Regions from separate parts of the Homo sapiens genome. Here regions 2 and 3 are each linked to region 1. The links are chromatin loops, found by intact Hi-C in ENCODE. Cell type or tissue: HCT116. All regions are shown on one strand. Region 1 overlaps MYO1D (myosin ID). Region 2 has its middle 190 kb from the start of ASIC2-AS1. Region 3 has its middle 120 kb from the start of ASIC2-AS1.

Evidence for each region. Peaks named below come from ENCODE experiments on the same cell type or tissue, not always from the same donor. Only the 100,000 strongest peaks of a DNase experiment are listed, where the experiment ranks them.
Region 2: it touches region 1 in a loop (6-fold over the local background); 14 of 110 quality-filtered maps call a loop at or near these places.
Region 3: a loop joins it to region 1, with 7 times the contacts of the local background. A loop is called at or near these places in 3 of 110 quality-filtered maps.

Annotation. Positions count from the first base shown.
Region 1 is chr17:32,780,079-32,788,078 of GRCh38, forward strand. MYO1D (myosin ID) reads right to left here. Exons shown (of 22, transcript NM_015194.3): 2 at 498-706. Among named protein-coding and RNA genes, the nearest start is that of MYO1D-DT, 93 kb to the right of the region's middle. In HCT116, a CTCF peak has its summit at 3,623 (motif pointing right); a DNase peak (open chromatin) is centred at 3,653.
Region 2 is chr17:33,747,569-33,755,568 of GRCh38, forward strand. It overlaps a transcript of ASIC2 not described here. Among named protein-coding and RNA genes, the nearest start is that of ASIC2-AS1, 190 kb to the left of the region's middle. RefSeq lists enhancers at 2,774-3,313, 2,932-4,090, 3,314-3,851. In HCT116, a CTCF peak has its summit at 3,755 (motif pointing left); a DNase peak (open chromatin) is centred at 3,753.
Region 3 is chr17:33,670,099-33,678,098 of GRCh38, forward strand. It overlaps a transcript of ASIC2 not described here. Among named protein-coding and RNA genes, the nearest start is that of ASIC2-AS1, 120 kb to the left of the region's middle. In HCT116, a CTCF peak has its summit at 4,707 (motif pointing left); a DNase peak (open chromatin) is centred at 4,693.

The DNA of each region.
Region 1 (8,000 bases):
TCGTGCCTATCTCCCCCCTTGTTGGGCTTCAATAACTCAGCCCCTCAGCTCTGAAAGCTTATTTTTGGCCCCCACGCCTCAGTAGGTCCCTCAACACTAGTTCCCAAGCACCAGTCTGATTTTGAGTTGATTCTTCCTTTTCACACCTCAATATTTCATTTTCGTTGGTTTCATTTTGCTATTTAAAATAATTTTGTTACATTTTATCCAGACTTTTATGTGTTTGAGATGGAAACATTTTCCATGTCAGCTCAATCTAACAAATTGGCCAGAAGTCATCCAAGTGTAATATGTATTCATAAATGAACCAAGATTAGAGGATGATCAGAAATGATATAAATAATTTGGTATTTAACGTTCATCACTTTTCTCTCTCCTATAGAATTGCTCAGGCTTCTACCTTTAAAAAAATATTTAATCAATTGTTTGGATTCTTGAGTATCAAACAAATTAAACACATTGTGACTTTGGAAATACAGGGGATCCCCTCCAATTACCTGATATCACAATACAAGTGTCTTTTGATCGCCTCTTCATAGCCTTGTAAGCAGCATCCGCAATAGCAAAAAGGTGAGGCGGTCTCTCATACAGCTCACGGCCTTTATACTGCTCAATTGTGTCTCTTCCATAGATGTTCAACAACTTGTAAGGGTTCACAGAAACGACGACTTCTCCAATGAACGTATAGATGCGCCCTTTTTCAAATCTGTACAGAAGCAAAAGAAAAGGAAGACGTAGCTGTGGTTACAGAGAAATGATGTATCTGTCCTGTGAGTCTCTTATTTCCAAGGAAGTCCAAATATCCTAGGAATGATTTCTGAACTGACGTTTCATTGGCTCTGAGTTAACTTGTAGAGAATGTTTGAGGCTGTGCCCCTTCAGATGCCATTGGTAGAAAAGACCAGTAGGGGTTAAAAGCCAGGCAAGAAGGAAGAATTTAACTTGTTGGAGGCTGGGATTTCCTGTTTCCAAAATACAGAAGGGTAAGAAGATGAAAAAGCTAAAAAGAGTTGAAGACAATCTCAGAGCTCTAGGAGGAAAAGAAATAGAAGTTAAAGTAGATCTTGAAATCCACTTAGTCAGATTTTCAATTTTAAAGAGGACTGTCATATACATTTATTTTTTTCTCCCTCTTGAACCTCACTAAAATGTTAGTAAATTAATATAAACAGTAAAATCCATAACAGAGAGAATGGTGGAGGAGACACTTCTGCTCTAAATCAAACTTATTTTTTTATGACTGCCTAAAGTTCCATGGTGTCGATATATCATTATATATTCAACGATTCCTGTTCCTTCCTGCTTTCTATGAACAATACTGCAGAAAACACTCTTGATACATAATCTTACAGATTGGTGCTTTTACTTCTGTGGTATAGATTCTCAGGAATGGGACAGCTGGTTGAAAGGCATGTGTATTTTTAAAGTATATATAATATGATTCTACCTTTTCCCCATAAAATAGGGTTAAAAATCTAATCATACGTATTTGTATCTGTACACAGATATATTTTATAAATGAGTACATAAGTGTGAAAAAATATAGACAAATACATGTTATATTTTATGCATCATTTTATACACACAGTAGGGTTATGTGGAAGGAGAGAAATAAAGAGGAAGGCCACATGGGCAGGTGAGAAGAGGCCACAGGACAAAAAAAAAAAAAAAAATACAAAGCTTGAGTAGGTATGCTATGACTGCAATTGTGCAACTTTATGTGTCTATTTAAGAAAATTTTTAAATATAAAATTCAGAAAACCCATATATGTCCACTGTTTTTACACAGTAATCCACACATAGAAACATATGTGGCCCAGAGCTTAGATGTTTCCACATAACAAGTGGTTACCACCAACATGCTCTACCAGCTGAGAGATACTGGTAGACATCTCTCTCACGTCCAAGAACTGAACAAAGGGTGTGCCCTGACAGGCAAAATGCTGGTTCACAGACAGCATGTCTCTAAGCACGCTTGCTTCATGGCTGGTGGAGCAGGAGAAATAACTAAGCATTTGGGACCAAAAAGCAAGAACCTTAAATTTCCTTTAAGCTGGAATGAAGGCTGTTGGCTATAATTAGGAATGGAAACAAACAGATGTTGATAATTTCAACAATAAATTCAAACCAAGATTTTTATCAAGTATTTAGAGTATTTTAACAGTTATTAACTACTTCAAGGTTTTCAGTGCATTTTTCTACTATGGGTTTTCTATGTATCCTCTCAGTTGTTAGGAAGTTTACATGGCAGCTAAAAGCACTGATTTCGAGTCCTTTACATCTGGGTTTGAATGCTCACATTGCAAACTCAATAGCAGTGATACCTTGTGAAAGCTACTTAACCTCCATGTGTTTCAGCTTATTCATCTGTAAAATGGTCATAATTATACCCCTCTACCCTCGGACATTGAATAAGTACTTTTTAAAAAAGATCATTAATAGTATGCTTCTGATTATGTTATGCATAAGGGAGATTTTTAAATAACATTTTTGTTTTATAAACATTGCTACTGAAATCACAACAATCCTTACACATGAGGAATGAATGAATTCAATTATCATAATCCAATTCTCTGGCCAGACGCAGTGGCTCTTGCCTATAATCCCAGCACTCTGGGAGGCCAAGGCAGGTGGATTACTTGAGACCAGGAGTTTGAGACCAGCCTGGGCAACATAGTGAAACTCCATCTCTACCAAAAATACAAAATTAGCTCGGCGTGGTGGTGCACACTTATAATCCTAGCTACTTGGGAGGCTGAGGCGGGAGGATCGGTTGAACCTGGGAGGCGGAGGTTGCAGTGAGGCAAGATCGCACCACTGCACTGCAGCCTGGGCAGCAGAGTGAGACTCCATCTTAAAAAAAAAAAAATCCAATTCCCTGACTCAGCTGTCAGTCAACTACAAGTCACAAGCAAAATATCTATATAACAACTGTTCAAAGACTCGCGAAAATAAGCTAAGATTCACTACGCAAGTTTTTCTGGCTTAACCTGCAAATTTGCAGTACATGCTCAAGTATCTCCAAGGAAAAGAATCAAAAGGGCACGATTGTTTAGTTTTGAATAAGCACTGTCCAAACAAAAAAAAAAAATGAAGAAAAGCAGCAGAAGAATGTCTCATGAGCCGGGAACTCTGCAACTAAGAGTCACAGCAAATTATGTATGAGATTAGACTATTTTAAGATTCCATGTTGGTCCAATGATGTACCTTCTTTTTCACTGGATAATTTTTAGAGCCACTAATAGACCATTATGCTCTAAAATAATATTTTATTACAAATAAAATATTTTCTATTAACCTATAGGCACCATGTATAAAATAATTAAATGGCTTGGCACAGTGGCACATGCTTGCAGACCCAGCTATTTGAGATGCTGAGGCAGAAGGATCACTTGAGCCCAGGAGTTTGGGTCCAGCCTGGACAACACAGCAAGATCTCATGTCTTAAGAAAATAATTGAATGCATAACTATTAACTCAAAGATAGTGGCAAATATTAACAGAATATGATATTAAATACAATGCTTCAGCAATTCACAAAACGTTAGAAGCTCATTTTACTTGAAATTCTAAGTTTGGTTATCAAATACAAAACTTTCAATTTGGTTGGGTCTTAAAAATCACCACTAGGTGGTGCCAATATACACCTTAACAGCAACTCAAATTTCAGTTTGCATTGGAAAGCCATAGGGTAGTAAGTAAGCACTAAAGTAATATAGTCGCTTACTCTGTTTGCCTCCAGGAAGAACTACTAATTATCCTAGATGACAAATAGGATGTTATCATCTCTTACAAGAGACCAAGGAAGGTGTTCCTATGACTTCTGTGTGCAAACCTTTCATGACAAACTTTTATAATTATTCAGTATCTACTTTGTGCCAGATACCGGGTCAAACCCTGGGAATTAAAAAAGGAGTGGAGAACAGGAAAGCATTGTACATAAATAACAACAATATAGTATGATAGGTAAGGTAATAAAAGCATGTACTGTAGTGACAAAGATTATCCCAATAAACCACCTTCAGTGAGGAACACTAAGAGTAAGAGCATACAGGGTCTGGCCTCCGGGTTTCTGTTGACTTCCATCTACCAACAACACTTCCACCCACCAAAACCTCCCCTACCACTTCTCTCTGTCTCTGTTGCTCTTGTTCTCATTAATGAGCTAATTACAGTTCCCAAGAGCGCCATGTCTTCATGGTTTTGCCCATGGAGTTCATTCTGCCTCACACCTTTTCCTGGTTCCTTCTTCCCCATGTGCTTGCCAGATTCCCTCTCCTTCTCCAAAAGTCTAAGCACTAGGTCCTCTATGGAGTCACTCTTAATACTCTACCTCCAACGTCAGTTTTATGGTCTTTGCTCTGTTACCTTTTTTTTTTCCTTTTTAGAACTTCCTAAATGGTTAACATAAATTAATAGCAATTGATTTTTTAAACTAGTAAGTTTAAAAATATTTATTAAAAGGGACATATATTTTCACTGGCTTTTAAGTGAAACAAAGAGGTTCTAAAAAGTTCTGAATTAGTGAGTAGTAATGGATAAAATATAAAGGTATAATAATGACATTGGCAAACAATAGTTCACTGTAAAGGAATTCTGAAACCTTTTTTTTAAAGTAGCCTTGTTAATTTGCATGTGTCACTTATATATAGGACAATCTATAGTAGGAAGTCAAGATGAGAGGGGCTCCTTCAGATCAGTCACAGGCAGACTACATGCACAACCCCACAGAAAAGGAAGATACTGTGGGGAGGGGTGGGGTATGGAGAACCGGAAGGTGGTTGGCCCAGTCAGAGTAGAAGGCTGTGTTAAGGAATGCTGGGGAACAGTTGGAAATGTACATGGGGGTCAGATTTGATATGATATGAAAACCAGGCTTAGGGAGTTTACATTTGAGGGAGTTTACATTTGATGTGACTGGAAACAAGGAATCAGTGAAGACTTTTCTAGTTAAAGACATCAATAAGGTGCTCAGTGGGGGGAATGGTAGGAGAAATGAGGAAAGGAAAATTGGAGTTGTTTCACGGGGAAACTGGACAGAATCTTAAAACCTACTGAACATAAGGGACAAAAATATATTTGAGTTAGGCAGAAGAGAAAAAGGAATTTATTTCAGATGACCATATCTCAAATGTACTCCTGAAGCGTCTAAGTTAGATTCACCCACTAACAGAATTCAGTGTTATCCTTGGTTGACTTCTTGAAATATATGGAACCAATTATAATCAGGAAGAAAATTCTCTGTGAATGGTCTACTAGGTATGGTATTAACAAAACCTTATTCGTAAGTATTATTCATTTACTTGAGGAGGAACGTACACTTTCTGAATAGGTGTTGCTTAATCACACTGATTTGGCCTGTCTTCCTTCCTTTTTGAATTTAAATGGAATCTTAAGTTACCATGAACGTTCCTATTTCTCAGGAGAGGTGTCCATCTACCCATGCCATTTTTTTTGGCCTTTCACTATCTCCTTAGACAACTCCAATTTAGGTTCCACTCCTGCACTTCAATAAACCTTGACCAAACTTCCCAAACTGCTAAATTCACTGGTTGGTTTTCTATGCTCATCTTACTTAATTTCTCAGTATTTGACACTGACTCCCATTTCCTCAACACACTCTTCTATTGGCTTCTTTGAGCCACGTTCTCTTCATTTTCCTTCTGCTTCTCTGGTTTTCCTTCTCAGTCTCCTTTGCTGACTCCTCTTTTTCTGCTGATCTCTAAATATTCCAGTTCTCTAGGGTTGAGTCTAGTATCACTTCAAATACCATTCAAGGGTCTTCCATTTAAGGAGGATAAAGTAATGATATCTTGGCCCCCTTTCTACCCTCAGAAAATCAACAAGAATAACAAAAACAGAAAAAGACATCGCCTACAATGAAACAAAAAACTAGCCACAACTCTGAACCACAATCTAGGAAGAAAGATTGTGAAAAGCTATGAAAACTAGACCTAGTTGAGGCAGGTTGCTAAGACTGAATATATGCCTCTCCAAATCTCCGGCACTGGAGTAGAGTTCTCCAGAAGTAGGTTGCAGTTCCTGAGTAGCCAAACCAAAAGTCTTGCTAAGAATGTCAGGGTCTCAGTATGCAGGTGGCTTTGGAACAAAATAAGTCCCATTTGACACTTCTAAGTATATGTAAGGTGAGGTTAAATGAAGAAGTAACTAGAAATTCCTTTTTTTAAAAAAAAACAGGCTGTCATAGTGGTGAGGCAAAAGAGAAAAAGTGCAGTGGCTCTGCAGCAGATGATCTTGATAAATGAAAAGAGGCAATGCTAAATCACCTCCCAGAAGTCTCAGACATACATAGGGAACTTGCTTTCTAGTTAGGCAATCTTCTTGCCATTTCAGGGCAGACAGTTGGTGAGACAGGGAATGAGCAGCAGACCACCAAACTCAGTGCATTTTATCTTTCAACCCAGAATGAACCATACCTACTCAAAGATGACAATCATTAGGCCGGGCGCACTGGCTCACGCCTGGAACCCTAGCATTTTGGGAGGCTGAGGTGAGTGGATCACCTGAGGTCAGGAGTTTGAGACCAGCCTGGCCAACATGGCGAAACGCCGGCTCTACTAAAAATACAAAAATTAGCTGGGAGTGGTGGCGCATACCTGTAATCCCAACTACTTGGGAGGCTGAGGCAGGAGAATCTCTTGAACCCAGGGGGCAGAGGTTGCAGTGAGCTGAGATCGCGCCACTTCACTCCAGCCTGGGTGAAAGAGCAAAACTCCGTCAAAAAAGAAAAAAGACGGTCAGTTGAAGTGAACCAGAATGGGGCACATGATAAGATGTCAGAAGAAAAGAAAAAAAAAGTAGGTAGTGGGTAAAACATCTGACAGGCAAAAGGCAGACCAAGAATACCCCACTCCCCCAAAGAAAACCACAAAGTAGAAAAATTATGAAAGAACATTCTGTATGAAAGCAAAGAATACAAAAAAAAATGTAGCTCTCTAAAATAAGATATCAAAGAAGGCATCATTTAAAAGGAGAAATTGTGTTTAAAATCATTTTTTCAAGAGATAAAAAGCTAGAAGAGCTCAAGAAAAAAACCAGAAGAGAGAAAAAAAATCCACAGTAATAAAGGTCATATTAAAAGACATAAAGAGAATGGACACTGCTGAAAATAGAAGGAGACAGGAAGAAAAGGTGGAGAAAAGTAAGCAAAATAATTTTTTGTATTATCTCATTTATATGTAAAATCTTAAATTTTTTTTACCTCAATAGTTTTTGTGGAACAGGTGGGTTTTGTTTACATGGGTAAGTTCTTTAGGGGTGATTTCCAAGATTTTGGTACACTTGTCACCCAAGCAGCAGTGTACACCGTACCAGGTATGTACTCTTTTTTTTTTTTTTGAGACGGAGTCTCACTTTGTCGCCCAGGCTGGAGTGCAGTGGCATGATCTTGGCTCACTGCAACCTCCACCTCCTGGGTTCAAGCGATTCTCCTGCCTCAACCTCCCAAGTAGCTGGGACTACAGGCGCCCACCACCACGCCTGGCTAATTTTTATATTTTTAGTAGAGACAGGGTTTCACTATGTTGGCCAGGATGGTCTCAATATCTTGACCTCGTGATCTGCCAGCCTCAGCCTCCCAAAGTGCTGGAATTACAGGCGTGAGCCACGGTGCCAGGCCTGGTATGTGGTCTTTTATTCCTCGCCCACCTCCCTCCCTTTCCCCTCAAGTTCCCGAAGTCCATTATATCATTCTTGTGCCTTTGCATCCTCATAGCTTAGCTCCCACTTACAAATGAGAACATATGATATTTGGCTTTCCATTCCTGAGTTACTTCACTTAGAATAATGGCCTCCAGCTCCATTCAAGTTGTTACAAAAGACATTATTTTGTTCCTTTTTATGGCCGAGTAGTATTCCATGGTGTATCTATACCACATTTTCTTTATCCACTCATTGGTTCATGGGCATTTAGGTTGGTTTCATATTTTTGCAATTGCAAATTGTACTGCTATAAACGTGTGTGTGTGTGTGTGTCTGTTT
Region 2 (8,000 bases), 970 kb after region 1:
TTGCTTCTTTTACCTCCAGTTGAGATGAAGATCATGCTACTCTTGCTTCCCACTGCTGCTGTCAGGTCATGCCACCTCTCCCTCAGATTCTCCCCAACTTCCATTTTTCTCCCTATGGACTCCACAGAATGTGAGATTTGCAAGTCCAGAGAGGGAGTGACTTCTCCAAGGCTACAGGCCAAGACAGAGGCAAAGCCTGGACTAAACCTCCCTCCCCTTCTTCCCCAGGTCTGCAGGGTCCTCAGGACACTCCCCTCTGGTCTCTGATGCCTGCCTCTGACAGGCGGGCCTCACCTCAACTCCATCCCCTGACATCATCCCCGCATCTTCAAGTCACTTTAGTTTTAGTGAAAGAAGCCAGTGCTAATTCAGTGTGTAACATGAGCTAGACATTCTGCATTCTCAGGTGGCCCTCAACAACCTCAAGTGGAAGGTACCAGTATCATTTCCATTTCAGAGATGAGGAAGTCAAGGCTTGCGAAGGTTAAGCGACTTGCTAGAGAGCGCACGCCTTGAATGTAACAGAGTTGAGCTTTGAGCCCACTCAATCTAACTGCAAAGCCCACCCTTCTGCCGGCCACACTCTCTGGGCAGTTCCTCTCATCTCTTGCCCTCCTAGCCACCTGCCTCCTTAAGCACCCGCCTCCTGGTGCCTGCTTCCCTGATTCCTTGCAGCTTTCCCTGAGCACTCTTGGGCTTCTCCCATGCAAACTGCCACCTCCCAGGTCTGGAGATGTGGAATCTTGAACCCCAAACTCTGGTCCTTTCACCTCTTCCATCCTTCAGTGCAGGGGCTTGGCCTGCATCCAGAGCAGTTTATGGAAACTCCTTTGGCCTCAGATTTAGCCTCTGCAAGAGGAGACACAGTACAGTCCTTCCTCACAGGGCATTCGGGAGAAAGAAGTCCTGAGAAATAATGGTGCATTATTTAAAAGCAGGGCTTCCTGATAGGAAAGAAAAAACAGAAACCCAGACCCCAATTCACTAACTCATCATGGGTAGGGTGGAAGTGGCAGGATACTGCCCCTCCTGGTCTCTGCCTCCCTGTCTACAAAATGAGATGGCACGGTGGTGGCCTGGGGATTCCTTCCACCTCCCACCTTCTGGGCCACATGAGAATAGAAGCTGCCCTCATGATCTCTGAGCTGCCTTACGGCTCTAGAACTCCAGGATGATAAATATATAAGGCTTCATAATGTCCTTTCTTCCTTCGTGTGCCTCTTAAGTGATTAGTGTAATACTCTGTACACAATAGACTTTTAATTATTATCTGTGGAACGCATGCATGCGAGAGCCACGCAGGAGCTCAAATGGGAAGGAACTGAAGTCCCATGGGACAACAGTCCACGGAAACATCTCCCCAGCCTTCTTTTCAAGGGGAACACAGGACACGTGTCTGCAGCATGGCCCTGGGCTCAGGGGGCCCTCGGCACAGCCTAAGAACACTTGGCTGCCCCTCCAGAGGTGAGAGGAGAGCAAGCTGGCTCCTGCTCTCCTTTCTTCCTTTCCCTCCTGGGCAGGGGAGCAGGAAGGTGAAGCAGCACCACCTAGGAGAGAACCGGGTTGGGGTGCAAGAGCACAGCTTCCTCTGGAGCTCTGGCAGGAAGGGTGGTGTGTGATTCTCCCTCCTGGAGGCCTTTCTGTCATGCATGCTTCAGGACCCTTTCCCTCCCTTTCCCCCTACCCCAGGGAAACAAGACCCCTCTCCTTCTCCAGCTGCTCCCCCAACCCCAAGACCCCATCTTTGCTTGGTAGGACTCACTTCCTCTACTGGGAGGAGAGCGGCGAGGCGTTCTCTCTGTGGAGCACAGGAGTGCTGTCTAAGAGTGCAGGTGGGGGCTCCTCGGACCGTGTGGGAGGGGCGCTTTCACCAGTCCAGCCCCTGTTCCTCTCCTCTACTCCTGTGGGCCTGGGGGTCTCTCACATGGATCTCACTATTGAAGGGGAACTTCTTAGTGGTCCCAACCTTAGCACCAGTTTCATGCACAGATCCTGAGCTGGCTGTCCCCATCTGGACCGCCCTCTCCATGGCTCCCTCCCACACCTCAGAGCTGTCACTTGGTGGGCTTGTCATGCCCACCAGACTGTTACTTATGGGAGGAGAGGACGACTGCCTCTCTTACAGCTTGCCCCGGCCTGACACAGCCTCCAGTCAACACCCACTTCACCGTCAGCCCTGCCTGCTCTCCAATTTGGTCTCTGTCATGCTCAGGCCTGTTCTATTTCTAAGTCCGTCCAAAGCCAGTGTGGATTGGAGAAAGAGGGTTATTGGCAGGTACAGGATTGGGGGGCCCAGCTTTGTGTGCCTTGAAATGTCCCATGCTGCCAACTCCAAGGCTGTGCTGCCAGTGAGCCTCAGGAGTGCCCGAGTCTCCCCCCATGCCATCTTCTGCCAGGCGGGACCTCAGTTAGGGACCAGCTGTGGGGACCAGCCTCCCTCTTTGATCTAAATATCCACTTTCCAGTTTTTCATGCAGTTCCTCACTTCCTTCCTCTACTCCTGTCCATTGCATATCTATTCTGTGCCAGCCACTCCGCTAGGTGTAGGGAATGTTGTTGTGATGTGTGGGTGTGCAGGGTCCCTGAGGGAGAAACTGAGGTTCAAGGAGGTCAGGTGAGGGGTGAGCAGATGTGGTGGAGTCAGAAGACCCAGAGAGCCCTTGTCCCACTCTGCAGAAGACTATCCAGGACCCTGGGCAACCCCTTCCTCTTTCCTGGACTTTGGTTCCTCATCCTTAAATGAACAGATTGCAAGGAACTGAGGGGGAAACGGTGGTTCCTGAGGTTTGGTAGACTGATGAAGACTGGATGCTCTTCTCAGATGAGCTCATGTGCACGATATTGTGCAAAATAAATTCAGTGCACTCAGGAGGCCCTGGAGCCTGGGGTGAGATGCTCGCTAGGAACCTTTACATTCCAGAAATAACTTAGTGCCTAGGGCCCAGTGGTTAATAACTCCAAGATGACTTAGTGCCGAGGGCCCTACATTTAATAACAGGACTTAGTGCCCAAGACCCTACAGTTAATAACTCCGAACAGTGCCCATGACCTGCACCCTATGTGGAGTGCACCCGGATGTCAGAGTTTGTTTTTCTGTTTATAATGCTTTGTTTGTTTTGTTTTGATCTAAGATCATTGAGACATCAGGCATTGTCTGATTGGGCTAGGGACTCAGCAGGGCTGATCTGTGATTTCTGGAGTCTTCAGAGAAAGCTTCCTGTATGTTTTCCTTCCTACTTACACCCAACCAGAAGCTTAAGGCAGCTGGGGATGGGGAGAAGGGGGTGATTCATCTTTCTAATAAAACACATCCATCCAGTTTCCTGGGGAAACACATTGGAGAGATCCCCAGGCAAGACTCAGGGAAATAAAGTAATAATGTTATCAGTCTTCACAGAGCTATTTAAATACAGATTGGGTTGCTGGGAGATGAAAGGGGGCCCCTTTTGTTATGAAAATGAAGGGAGATGGGAGGGTTGAGTTTGTGTTTTGATATGTTAATCAGCTTGGAAGCCACCCAGGGTAGGGACGGGTGGGGAGGCTGAGTTGCCTGGCATATTTATTTGTTCAGTTTAATTTAACAGCTAGGCTACAACTGGGCTGCAGTCGGGATTGTGTAAAGATGATTACAGCCCTATCATTAATCAGATGCCTGCAGGAGACGGCTCATAGCTTGCTGCTACCTTGGCTGCATACAGATCTGCAGCCGCCCTGACACGGCACCAATGTGGTCTCATTCCGCCATCTAGTGGCACTGCCAGGAATTGTTCTGGGAAAGTCAGAAAAACAAAGTATTTTGGTTTCTTTTTAAATGATGCGGCCACCTTCTAGAATAAACAGAAACTGCTGCTGTTTCTGAAGAGATAAGATATAGAAAGGTCTTTGGAAATTAAGTGACCAGTCTTCCCTTTTTACCGATGCTGAATTTGAGGTCTGAGACAGTAATTTTTTCAAGGACATAGTTTTTTTTTTATTGCGACTAGAATTTTGAATTCCAAATCCATTGATTTTCCTAACATACCAATGTATATAAACACGGATACGTCTCCATCCCTCACGCTTTCATCCATTCTGTTTTTCAACTCTTCTGTATAACGTTTTGGTTTACTTTTTCTTTCCTTTGGATTCAGATCCCGATTTCATTTAATTCTAGTTTCCCCTGCTCCCTGCATAGAATGACTTAGAGTCCAATTAAGAAACAATTACTCCAGCTGATGGAGGGTCAGGGGAGCTGCAACAGCAAAGAATGAACTGTCCTGTAGAACTGGTAGACTTAGGGGGCAGACCGGGTGTGCTGAGAGGCAGCGGGAGGCTGGGAGGGAATGCTAGGCTTTGGAGCTTTCCTCAGCCCAGCTTAGGGAAGCCGGGGGTGGGGGTGAGGGGTGGGGTGGGGGTGGGGAAGATTATACTTTGGTTTTACTCTTGTTAAAGATGTCCTTCTGTTAACATCCCACATTTGTCGTCTAAGCACCACCTGACAGAGCAGGCACTGGGAAGGAGTGAAGAGCAAGGCAAGTCCCTGCCCTCTAGAAGGTTGCAGTCTGGGTAGAGACTGACCCAGGAACACATACACAGAGTAGGGTCATTTTTCCAAGAGTAGACTCAGCTGGTGGCCCTCTGAGAGTCGGCCCTTTCAAACAGAAATTTAAAAAAATATTAAAATTAAGATAAAAAAGAGTTTCACTTTTTCCTCCATACCTCTCAGAGGAAATTAAAATGAATCTAATTTATAACCTTAGCACCACTTCTTCTAACCCCTTTCTCTCCACCTCAATCATTCCCATACTCTACACTCTGAACGCTTTCATTAGCAAAAAAAAGTCAAAAGGTGGGGTGGTTAGAAGAATGAAAAGACAAGCCACAGACTGGAAGAAAACATTTACAAAGCACATATCTGAAAAAGGAATTATATCCAAAATATACAAAGAACTCTTAAAATTCAATACTAGCAACATAAGCAACCCAATTAAAAAATGGGCCAATGATCTTAACAGACATCTCACCGAAGAAAAGATATATGTATTTATGACTCTTTCATGTCTTTTGGGGACTGGATAGACCATTTCCTTTTATCATTGAATAATATCCATGGTATGGGTCTACATAGATGGCAGATAAGTATACAAAAAGATGCTCCACATCAATGTCATTAAGGAACTGCAACTTACAACAAGAGTGAGATGCCACATACACCTCTGACAATGGCTAAAATCCAAAACACTGACATCACCAGATGCTGGTGAGGAGGTGGAGCAACAGCAACTCCCATTCATTGCTGGTGGGAATACACAATGTTGCAGCCACTTTGGAAGAAAGTTTGGCAGTTCCTTATGGAATCAAACATATTCTTACCATATAATCCAGCAATCAAGCTCCTAGGTATTTCCCCAAACAAGTTAAAAACATACATCCACACAAAAACCTGCACACAAATGTTTATAGCAATGTTATTTATAATTGCCAAAGAACTGGAAACAATGGAAGCAATCAAGATGTCCTTTAATAGGTGGATGAATACACTGTGGTACATCCAGACAATGGAATATTATTCAGTGATATAAAGAAATTGGTTGTCAAGCCATAGAAAGACATGGAGAATCCTAAATATGTATTGCTAAGTGAAAGAAATCCATCTACAAAAGCTACATACCGTATGATTCCAGCTATATGACATTCTGGAAAAGGCAAAACTATGGAGACAGTAAGAAAATCAGTGGTTGCCATGGATTGGGGGAAGAAAAGGAGGGAAGAAGGGGTGAAGCTTGGGGGTGGGAGTCTTTTTGGCCAGTGAAACTATCCTGTATGATACTGTAGTAGTGGACACACGTCATCATACATTTGTCAAAACCCATAGAATTGTATAACACAAAGAATGAACCCTAATGTAAACAATGGACTTTAGTTAGTAATGTGAAAAGAAAAACTTCAGCTGAATTAAATTTAAAGGAGTTTAATTGAGCAATGAACAATTCGTGAATGGGGCAACCCCTAGAATCACAGCAGCTTCAGAGAGACTCCAGTGCAGCCGTGTGGTGGAGGAAGATTCATACACACAAAAAAGGGAAGTGACGTAAGGAAATCGGAAGTGAGATACAGAAACAACTGGATTGGTTACAGCTCATCCTTTGCCTTATTTGAACACGGTTTGAACACTTGGCGGTGTATGAGTGGTTTGAAGTATGGCTACTGGGATTGGCCAAGACTCAGCTATTGTTACAGGTGCATACTCCTAAATTAGGTTACAGTTCATCCACGAGGTCTCAAATATAGAAGTACAGAGTCCTTCTCAGGCCATATTTAGGTCACTTTAACAGTAACAATGTATCAATATTGGCTCATCAATTGTAACAGATATATCACACTAATGCCTGTTGTTAATAACAGGGGAAACTGCAGCTGCCGGAAGAGAGCGTACATAGGAACACTCTATACTTTCTGCTCCATGTTTCTATGCACCTAAAACTGCTCTAAAAATCAATTTTAAAAACAAAAAATAAAAAGATGGGTGGGAAGGGGTACTGATTCCCTTCCTCCACCCCAGCCTCCCTGCACCACCTCTCTATCCCTGTTCTTTATGGGGTAGGTTGTCTGAATCTCTCCCTTGCATGTCCCTCCCCTCTTCTCTCACCTTTGAGAATCAACTCTTCTCAGCCCATCTTCAGATTCTGCTCCTAAAACATCAGGGATGATGGTGGGGGGAGGGGTGGAGAGTCCATCCGAGTTGGCAGGTGGCGTTCCTTCTGGTTAGAGGGGTTATGCATATTCATTGTGAGAAGGTTCCCAGCATCTGGGCTCCGGATGTCACACAGACACTCCGATAAAGCTATGGACATACCCTAAGGCCTCCTAGCTCTAAGCAGGCCCAGCAGCTCAGAGGTCACCCCTGAGCTCCTGGGGGCTTCCTGCTCCTGGGAGCAGCTAATTGTTTATGCATCTCTCTCCCTGGGTAAACTGCAAACTCTGAAAGGTGAAGACTACATCTAATTCATGCTGTTGTTCCTTCTCAGCATAACTCTAGCATCTAAGGCAGAGTATATGCTCAAACTTCAATTATCAAATAAATGTGTTGATGGGTTTAGTATATGTGTTAAAGAACAGTTCCCTATAGGCTGGTGCGGTGGCTCACGCCTGTAATCCCAGCACTTTGGGAGGCCGAGGCGGGCAGATCACGAGGTCAGGAGATCGAGACCATCCTGGCCAACATGGTGAAACCCCATCTCTACTAAAAATACAAAAAAAGTTAGCCAGGCATGGTGGCGGGCACCTGTGGTCCCAGCTACTCAGGAGGCTGAGGCAGGAGAATGGTGTGAACCTGGGAGGCAGAGCTTGCAGTGAGCCAAGATCGCACCACTGCACTCCAGCCTGGGCAACAGAGCGAGACTCCATCTCAAAAAAAAAAAAAAAAAAAAAAGAACAGTTCCCTATAGACAGTGAGAATGTTGCCTTGTATAACAAAAAGGACTTTGCTGATGGGATTAAGTTAAAGATTTTTGAGCTGACGGGATTATTCTGGATTATTCAGGTCAGGTCAAGGTCATCAAAAGTGTCCTTATGAGAGGGCAGAGGAAGGCAGGGGGACATTTGACTACAGAAAAGGAGAGGACAATGTGAAGAAGAGATCAGGGTGAGGTGGCCACAAGCCAAGGAATGCTGGCAGCCACCAAAAAGCTGTAAGAGGCAAGCAAATGGATTCTCTTCAAAACTTCTGTGTGGAGCACGACCCTGCTGTTACCTTGGTTTCAGCCCAGTGAAACCCATTTCCAATTTCTGACGTCTAGAGCCATAAGACCCTATGTCTGTGTTGTGTTAAAGCCTCTCAGTTCCTGATGTGTTACAATAGCAACAGGAAACGAATACAGCATCATTCACTGGAGATGTTTCCTTCCTGGTTTGGTTTATCTTTCTGAGTCTCTCTTTGGGATGTCACTAAGCTCATAGGCTTATGCTAAGCAGAAACCTGCTCTTAGAGATGAATGATACATTTGAATGGACATCATTGG
Region 3 (8,000 bases), 890 kb after region 1:
CAGAGCACAGAGCCCAAACTTGACCAAAACAGAGACTGGCAGCCTTGGGCAGTGGTCATATCAGCCATGTCCAGCAGAGATTGAAAACCATGGGGCACCCTGCAAATGTTCTGTACTGCATAGGAGGCCTCCCAGGAATTCTGGATGACTGCACCTCCTCCACTGCACCGTCAAATGGGTGCTGTTGAACTACCCACCAGCCATGCTGCTAGAGGCCTGCTAAGGTGTCTTCTAATGCAGAGAAAATACTCAAGCCTGAGCCAGTTATGTTAAATAGGAATGCTGAATCTTCAGGACCAAGAATGTTTAAAATAAGGAATCACCATTTTAAATGAAGAGAAAAAGTGAGAATTGCAAGCAACTACAAAAACAAACAAACAAAAATGAAACATGGCTACCCATCTCAACGGTGACGAAGGCTTCCTGGAACAGGGGAACTAGCAGCAGGCAATGCCATTCTGAGCTCCATCCCTGGATACCTCCTTTGATCAGGCAATGAACTACTGGAGCTACTCTTGGACTAGATCTCCAGCCCCCTGATGCCCCCTCTAATCCATCAACCTCATCTTTCTGAAATGGAAACGTGAGCACACTTCTCTGCTTTTCAAAATACTTCTGCAAGTTTCCATCCATCAACAACAATGGTGTTTCTCAGACTGGGTACACAGGCTCCAGGATGGTATGGCAGGACAACCCCCAGGTAAATGTGCACCAGTCCTAGAGTTTATCAATTTTATTTTCACATTGGTATATGTAAAAGAGTAGTACACAAACTTAGCTTAAGTTTTAAAGATAAAATATGAGACTCCCTCAAAGTGTTAAGCCTGGAAAATGCTTTTTTTGGGCTTTGCCTCTGGAGCTGTCAGATTTCCTGTTCCTTCATCTATGCTTTTAAGAGATGAAAAGTTTAAGAACCCATGGGACAAAAATTCAGATTCCATGGGAGTGCTGCATGAGACCCGTCTGGCTTTACCTCTTATCTATATCTGCAGCTCCTTTATCAATTACTCCATGATACAACTTGCTCTTTAGGATAGAAACTCAGAGACTTACTCTTTCAAGTGGATGTCCCATTTGCTCACATCCCAAGCCTGCCTTGACCTCCTTTCTTCGTCTCACATGGCATTCTGTGCTAATTGCTCCCCCTCCAACACACAAACACATGCATGTGCACACATGTACACACGCACACCCAGCATAGCATTTAAAATCCTCTGGGTAATAATCAGAAAAAAACTCCTTCAATAATAAAGACTAACACACATTGAGGGTTGACTACGTGCCTGTGATACTTCCAAACACTTCATCTTATTAGCTCTGCCCCACAACCATGATAGCGTTCCCACTGGTTGGTGAACTGTTCACTAGACATTGAATTAGTGAAAGCAGTTCTCTATGACTGACAGCCAGAATGGGATGGGATATGGGAAAGACAAGGAAGGAGGGAGAAGTGGACTATTTAGTGTTCTCCTAGGGCAACTTTTAGTCAGACCTCATATGATTAAGACACAAAGATCCAGGTTTCTCAGCCTGCGTGGACATCCACTTGGGAGGGTCCAAAGGTCTTGGGAAGGCTACAATTAGTAAGTACATCTTTATGAGTCAAATCACATTGCTGGGGGGTAAAGTCCAGATTAGATGTCAGTGTCTCTATGGCCTGGTCTGGGTCCTGAGTCGCGAGATGCACCGCTTCATGCTTTTATTAGGAACCTGATAAATGGAACCATCTATCTTTTTATTCTCATTCTTTAACGCTAATGAAACAGAAGTCAGGCTTGGAACCTTGAACCTTGTTTAGTGACTAATTCCAGCCACTTTCTGTGATCATTACCTGTGTTGCTCCCCACTTTAAATCAATTGAAATTGCACTCTTCTTGCAAATTGGAATCACATCAGTTCACTTTTCCCCCCCTATTCATTTGGAGGTTTGAAAAGCCAAGAAAAAAAATTTCCAGAATAAAAGAAGTCTCTGGGATCCATCTCTGCACAAATGAAAAATAAACCTCCCGGTTCTTAACCCTTGGCAGTCATTTTTCTTATACCTTGTCCCAAAAGGCCAGTTTCACACACTCCATTAATGCTGGCTGCCACTGGGACAATTACAGACAGACAGCTTTTCCCATTTGAGCAACTTCTTAAATTTAAAAAGCAACTGTGCAGGAAGGAAGGAGACATGTGGCTGCTCTACTACAGACCTTGTAAAAGGAGGTTCTTCTATGCTATTACCCACCCCCTCCCATACCTACCTTTCCTACCACACACAAGAGCTGAAATAAAAGTTGCATTTCACTTGTGTTGTGGCTGTTATTTTATTTTACACTCCTTGCTTAAAAAAAAAAAAAGTCTTCACTTAAAAAAAAATACATCACCCAAACATGTCTGAGATTTTTTGCAAGGCTTGGGTCTGAACCCAGTGCCTTTGATAGGGGCATTTTTCTTAGCCTGCTGTGGCTAAAGATGGGCATGGTCGGATTTCACTCGCTTGGATTAGGATGGACTTGGCCCTAATATTTTGTTTCTTAATGATTCTTCCAATTTTTAAGTGTCCCAAGAGATAGCTTTGACTTTCCACCCCAGCCTGCTGATGTTATCTTCCTAGGAACTGCTACATCTTTTAATACAACCTGTATTCAAGTTCTCCTTATAGGACCTGAGAGATTCAACTGGCAGCATTTAGGACTACCAGGAATCTCCAGTCTGGCGTTGAGATGAGACGCCTGCAGAAATGACTGGAACATACGGCAGAGCCTCTGTGGACAAGTCACTCAACCACCCCAGAGCTCACTTTCTCTATCTATAAAGTGGAAATAGCCATAATATCAATATCATAGGTTTGTGAAATGGGTCAATAAAATAAAGCATGCCACATATGTTACATAACGCCCAGCATGTAGCAAGTTGTTAGCAGGAAGTAATGACAGTGATAATGGTGTAAAGCTTGGGATGGGGGACATAAAGAAGAGAAGTTACTCCGTTTGAGAGAAATCAGGGGTGACCTCATAGAGGCGGCAGCATTACAAAGCCCTGTAGGGTTTGACAGGCTCAGGTGCAGGTGCAGGGGAGTGCAGGAGGCGGTGAAGGTTGAAGGGAGAGAAACTGAGGATGGGATGACAACAGGCCTCAGGGAAGAGTGAGGAGACCATTTCATTTTAACTGAGGCATAAAGGGGATGAGGAGGGCAGAGGAGGCAAGGGCTGCCTCCAAGAGAAGCCCAGGTGCCAGGGCAAAGGGCTTGGGCTTTCTCTTTGGGTGAGAAGAAGCTATAGCAGACATGGAGCAGATTTCTCTTGAAGCACACACTGTTTTATCTAACAGGCTGCCTTCCAGAGCAGTGATGTCTGCATCAAAGTCATATAATATCAGAGCTGAAAGGCATCTGAAGAATCATCTGATGCAAACCCTTTTTTAAAGATGGGGAAACTGAGGCTCAAAAGGAGGAGTGATGTTCAGGCAAAGGCTCCAGGACCACATATCACCAGGGAGCAGGAGAGGATTCCTACACTGGGGATGAAGGACATGTCCTCTGTGTCCCTTTCATTTTATGGCTTCTGAGATCCTCGCCCAGTCCCCTGCACCCACAGCGATAGCAAAACTCTCTCGGGGAGAAACATGGGTCCTGGCAGCTCTCATCTTCAGGGGATTAAATCCTATGCATACTTCAATATCCAAAGAAGTGGCTCCCTGAACCTACCTTACTGTCAGAATCATTCGTGAAGCTTTGTAAAGATGTGGGCAAGTGAGACCTGTCCTTTGAGCTGGGGATTCTGTAGGTCTGAGCTAAGGTCTGTGCATCCGTGTCTTTTTTTTTTTTTTGGAGACGGAGTCTCACTCTGTTGCCAGGCTGGAGTGCAATGGTGCCATCTCGGCTCAGTGCAAGCTCCGTCTCCTGGGTTCAAGCGATTTCCCTGCCTCAGCCTCCTGAGTAGCTGGGGCTATAGGCACATGCCACCAAGCCCAGCTAATTTTTTTGTATTTTAGTAGAGACGGGGTTTCACCATGTTGGCCAGGCTGGTCTTGATCTCTCGACTTCGTGATCCGCCCACCTCGGCCTCCCAAAGTGCTGGGATTACAGGCGTGAGCCACCGAGCCTGGCCCGTGTCTTTAGCAAGATATTTTCAGAAGCTCCGTGCTCCAAGAAGGTGCCCTTCATTTCTCCCGACAGTGGGGAGTCCCCTCCTCTTTCCCAGCGTATTACAGTTCCTTTGCAATGATTTTTCTCCCTTCTTCCAGAAAACATATCTGAGTTACCTTTGAAACTCACCCTCATTCATTCCCTTGGCCCTAGGACAATTTTTGTTGTTTGTTTACATGACAGATACTAAATGAAAAAATGTTTGGTGAATGATTGAAGGAATAACTGAAATACTGTGCAAATCAATGAATAATGGCAATAGTAGAAGCTACTATTCTTAGCACTTGCTCTGTGTCAGACATGGCTAAATATTTTTTATGTGTGTGTCATTTAAGTCTTGTGTCCCTATGAACAAAATACTATTTTCTTCACTTTATAGATATGGGAACTAAATTCAGAGAGATGAAGTGACCTGTCCAAGTTCGAACAACTTGTAAGTTATGGAATAAATAATTTTTTAATGGGTGAATAAACAAATCCATGCCGCTCGTTCTGTGATATCCAGGGCTCTAGTGCTGTCCCTGGCTGGCCTGAAAAAGAAGCAATGTTGCTCTCTTCTGCTCTCTGCCGGCCGAATGTAGTGTAGCACAAAGAGCTCAGAAGTCTGTCTTAGGCCCTGCATTTGTGGTCTGAGCCCAGAAATTGAGGAATCACGTGACCTTGGGTAACTCATTTCACTTTTCTGAGCCTCTTGTTTCTTTGTCTTAAAAATGAGAATGACAATCTCATCAATGAAAACTACTTGGGGATTTGGGGGAAACCGAATCAGATAAACAAAGGTGGGCACTTTGCAAGATTTGGACACAATAGTTACACAAATAAAAGCGTCCGCCTTCTGGTGTTGTGGAGATTAATGACCTAATTCTTGTAAAGTGCTTAGACCAGTACCAGGCACATAGCAAGTTACCACTCAATATCAATTAATGTTATCATCGTTATTTCCCTTTAACCCTTTAGTGACTCATCTTCTTTATTCTCTTTTCACCTGTCATGCTCCATCTACCTGAAATCTTCCTCTTGTCTGACACATTGCTCCTCCAGCTGGATTTGGGCATAGGCTCAGGGTGGCTGCAGTGTGTTGTAGGAATGTGAGAGGTACCAGGATGTCCTGTCTACTCTGGCATCAGGAATTCCCAAGGGGTATCTCTGGCCTTGGGCTCTGCACGGGCCCCGTGATCAGCTCCACACCTGTTTGTTCCAAGGAATCATGAGCTTAAGCAGAGTTTGGAAGTCTTTGAAAAAGCCTGCAACCTGGGGTTCTTGCCTTGGGGGACACAGATGAGCTTCACGGCCTCCCACATTTGCTTGCTTGGGTTTATAGGTACATCTCATTTTATTCTTTTTTAAATTAAAAAAAAATTGATACAGGGTCTCTGGGTCACCCAGGCTGGAGTGCAGTGGTGCAATCAAGGCTCACTGCAACCTCTGCCTCCCAGGCTCAAGCCATCCTCCCACCTCAGCCTCTTGAGTAGCTGGGACTACAGACGTGTACTACCACACCGGGCTAATTTTTGTATTTTTCGTAGAGACAGGGTTTCACCATGTTGCCCAGACTGGTTTCAAACTCCTGGGCTCAAGTGATCCACCCACCTCGGCCTCCCAAAGTGCTGGGATTACAGGTGTAAGCCAGTGCACCTGATTTAGCCTCATTTTATTGCACTTTGCTTTACTGTACTTTGCAGATAATGCATTTTTTACAAATTGAAAATTTGTGGCAATCCAGCGTCAAGCAAGACTATAGATGTCATTTTTCCAACAGCTGTCTCTATGATGTCACATTTTTGTAATTCTTGCAATATTTCAAACTTTCTTATTATTACTGTGTCTGATATGACGATCTATGATAAGTGATATTTAATGTTACTATTGTAGTTGTTTTGGGGCACCATGAGCCACATCCATATAAAACAACAAATTTAATTGATGATTGCTGTGTGTGTTCTGACTGCTTCATCTCTTTCCCTTTCTTTGGGAAATTGTTTCCCTGAGACACAACAATATTAAAATTAGGCCAATTAATAACCCTACAATGGCCTCTAAGTAGTCAAGTGAAAGAAGGAGTCACACATCTCTCACTTTAAATCAAAAGCTAGAAATGATTATGCTTAGTGAGAAAGGCATGTAGAAAGCTGAGACTGGCCTAAAGCTACGCCTCTTTCACTAAATAGCCAAATTGTGAATGCAAAGGAAAAGTTCTTGAAGGAAATTAAAGGTGCTACTTGTGAACACAGGAATAAGAAGAAAGTGAAAGCCTTCTTGCTGATATAGAGAACGTTTCAGTGGTCTGGATAGAAGATCAAACATGCCCAACATTCTCTTAAACCAAAGCCTAATCCAGAGCAAGGCTCTAACCCACTTCAATTCTATAAAGGATGAGAGAGGTGAGGAAGCTGCAGAAGTAGTTTGAAGCTAGCAGAGAGAGGCTGGTTCATGAGGTTTAAAGAAAGAAGCCATCTCCACAACATAAAAGTGCAAGGTGAAGCAGCAAGTGCTGATGTAGAAGCTGCAGCAAGTTATCGAGAAAATCTAGCTAAGATAATTGATGAAGGTGGTGATATAGCTTGAATACATGTCTCCACCAAATCCCACGTTGAGTTGTCCCTCCCATTGTTGGGGGTGGGGCCTGGTGGAGGTGGAAGGTGTCTGGGTCATGGAGGTGGATCCCTTATGGTTTGGTGCTGTCCTCCTGATAGTGAGTGAGTTCTCCTGAGATCTGGTTAAGTTTGTGCCCCCCATGCCACTGCCTCGCTTGCACCTTCTTTTGCCATGTGAAGTACCCGCTCCTGCTTCCCCTTCCACTGTGAGTGGCATGCTGGTGCCATGCCTGTATAGCCACTAGAATCATGAACCAATTTAACCTCTTTTACTTATAATTTACCCAGTCTCAGGTATTTCTTGGTAGCAATGCAAGAACAGCCTAATATAGGTGGCTACACTAAACAATATTTTCAGTGTAGACAAAACAGCCTTATATTGGAAGAAGATGCCCTCTAGGACTTTCATAGCTAGAGAGAAGTCAATGTCTGGCTTCAAAGCTTCAAAGAACAGGGTAACTCTTTTGTTAGAGGCCAGCGTAGGAGGTGACTTAAGTTGAAGCCAATGCTCATTCACCATTTTGAAAATCCTGGGACCCTTAAGAACATCTATTCTGCGCCCATGGATCAAGAAGTAATTTTGACCTTTAAGTCTTATTATTCAAGAAATATATTTTATAAAGCTATAGCTGCCATAGATAGTAATTCCCCTGATGAATCCGGGCAAAGTGAATTCAGAACCTTCTGGAAAGGATTCACCATTCTAGATGCCATTAAGAACATTTGTGACTGATGGGAGAAGATCAACATATTAACTTTAGTGGGAGTTTGAAAGAGATGATTACAACTCTCACGGATGGCTTTGAGGAGTTCAAGGCTTCAGGGGAGGAAGTCACTGCAGATGGGGTGGAAGTGACAAGAGGACTAAGAAGTGGAGCCTGAAGATGTGACTGAATTGCTTCAATCTCATGAAAAAACTGGAACAGATGAAGTTCGAAGTAAGAGTTGTTTTTTATGGGTGAGCAAAGAAAGTGGTTTCTTGAGATGGAATCTACTCCTGGTGAAGATACTGTGAATACTATTGACGTAACAAAGGATTGAGCATATTACATAAACTTAGTTGATAAAGCAGCAGCAGGGTTTGAGAAGATTGACTCCAGTTTTGAAGGCGTGGGTAAACTGTGGGTAAAATGCTACCGAACAGAATTGCATGCTACCTGTTAAATCCTTTGTTAAAGGAAGGGTCAGTCTACATGGCAAACTTCATTGTTTTATTTTTAAAAATTGCCACAGTCCCCCAGCCTTCAACAGTCCCCATCCTGATCAGTCAGTAG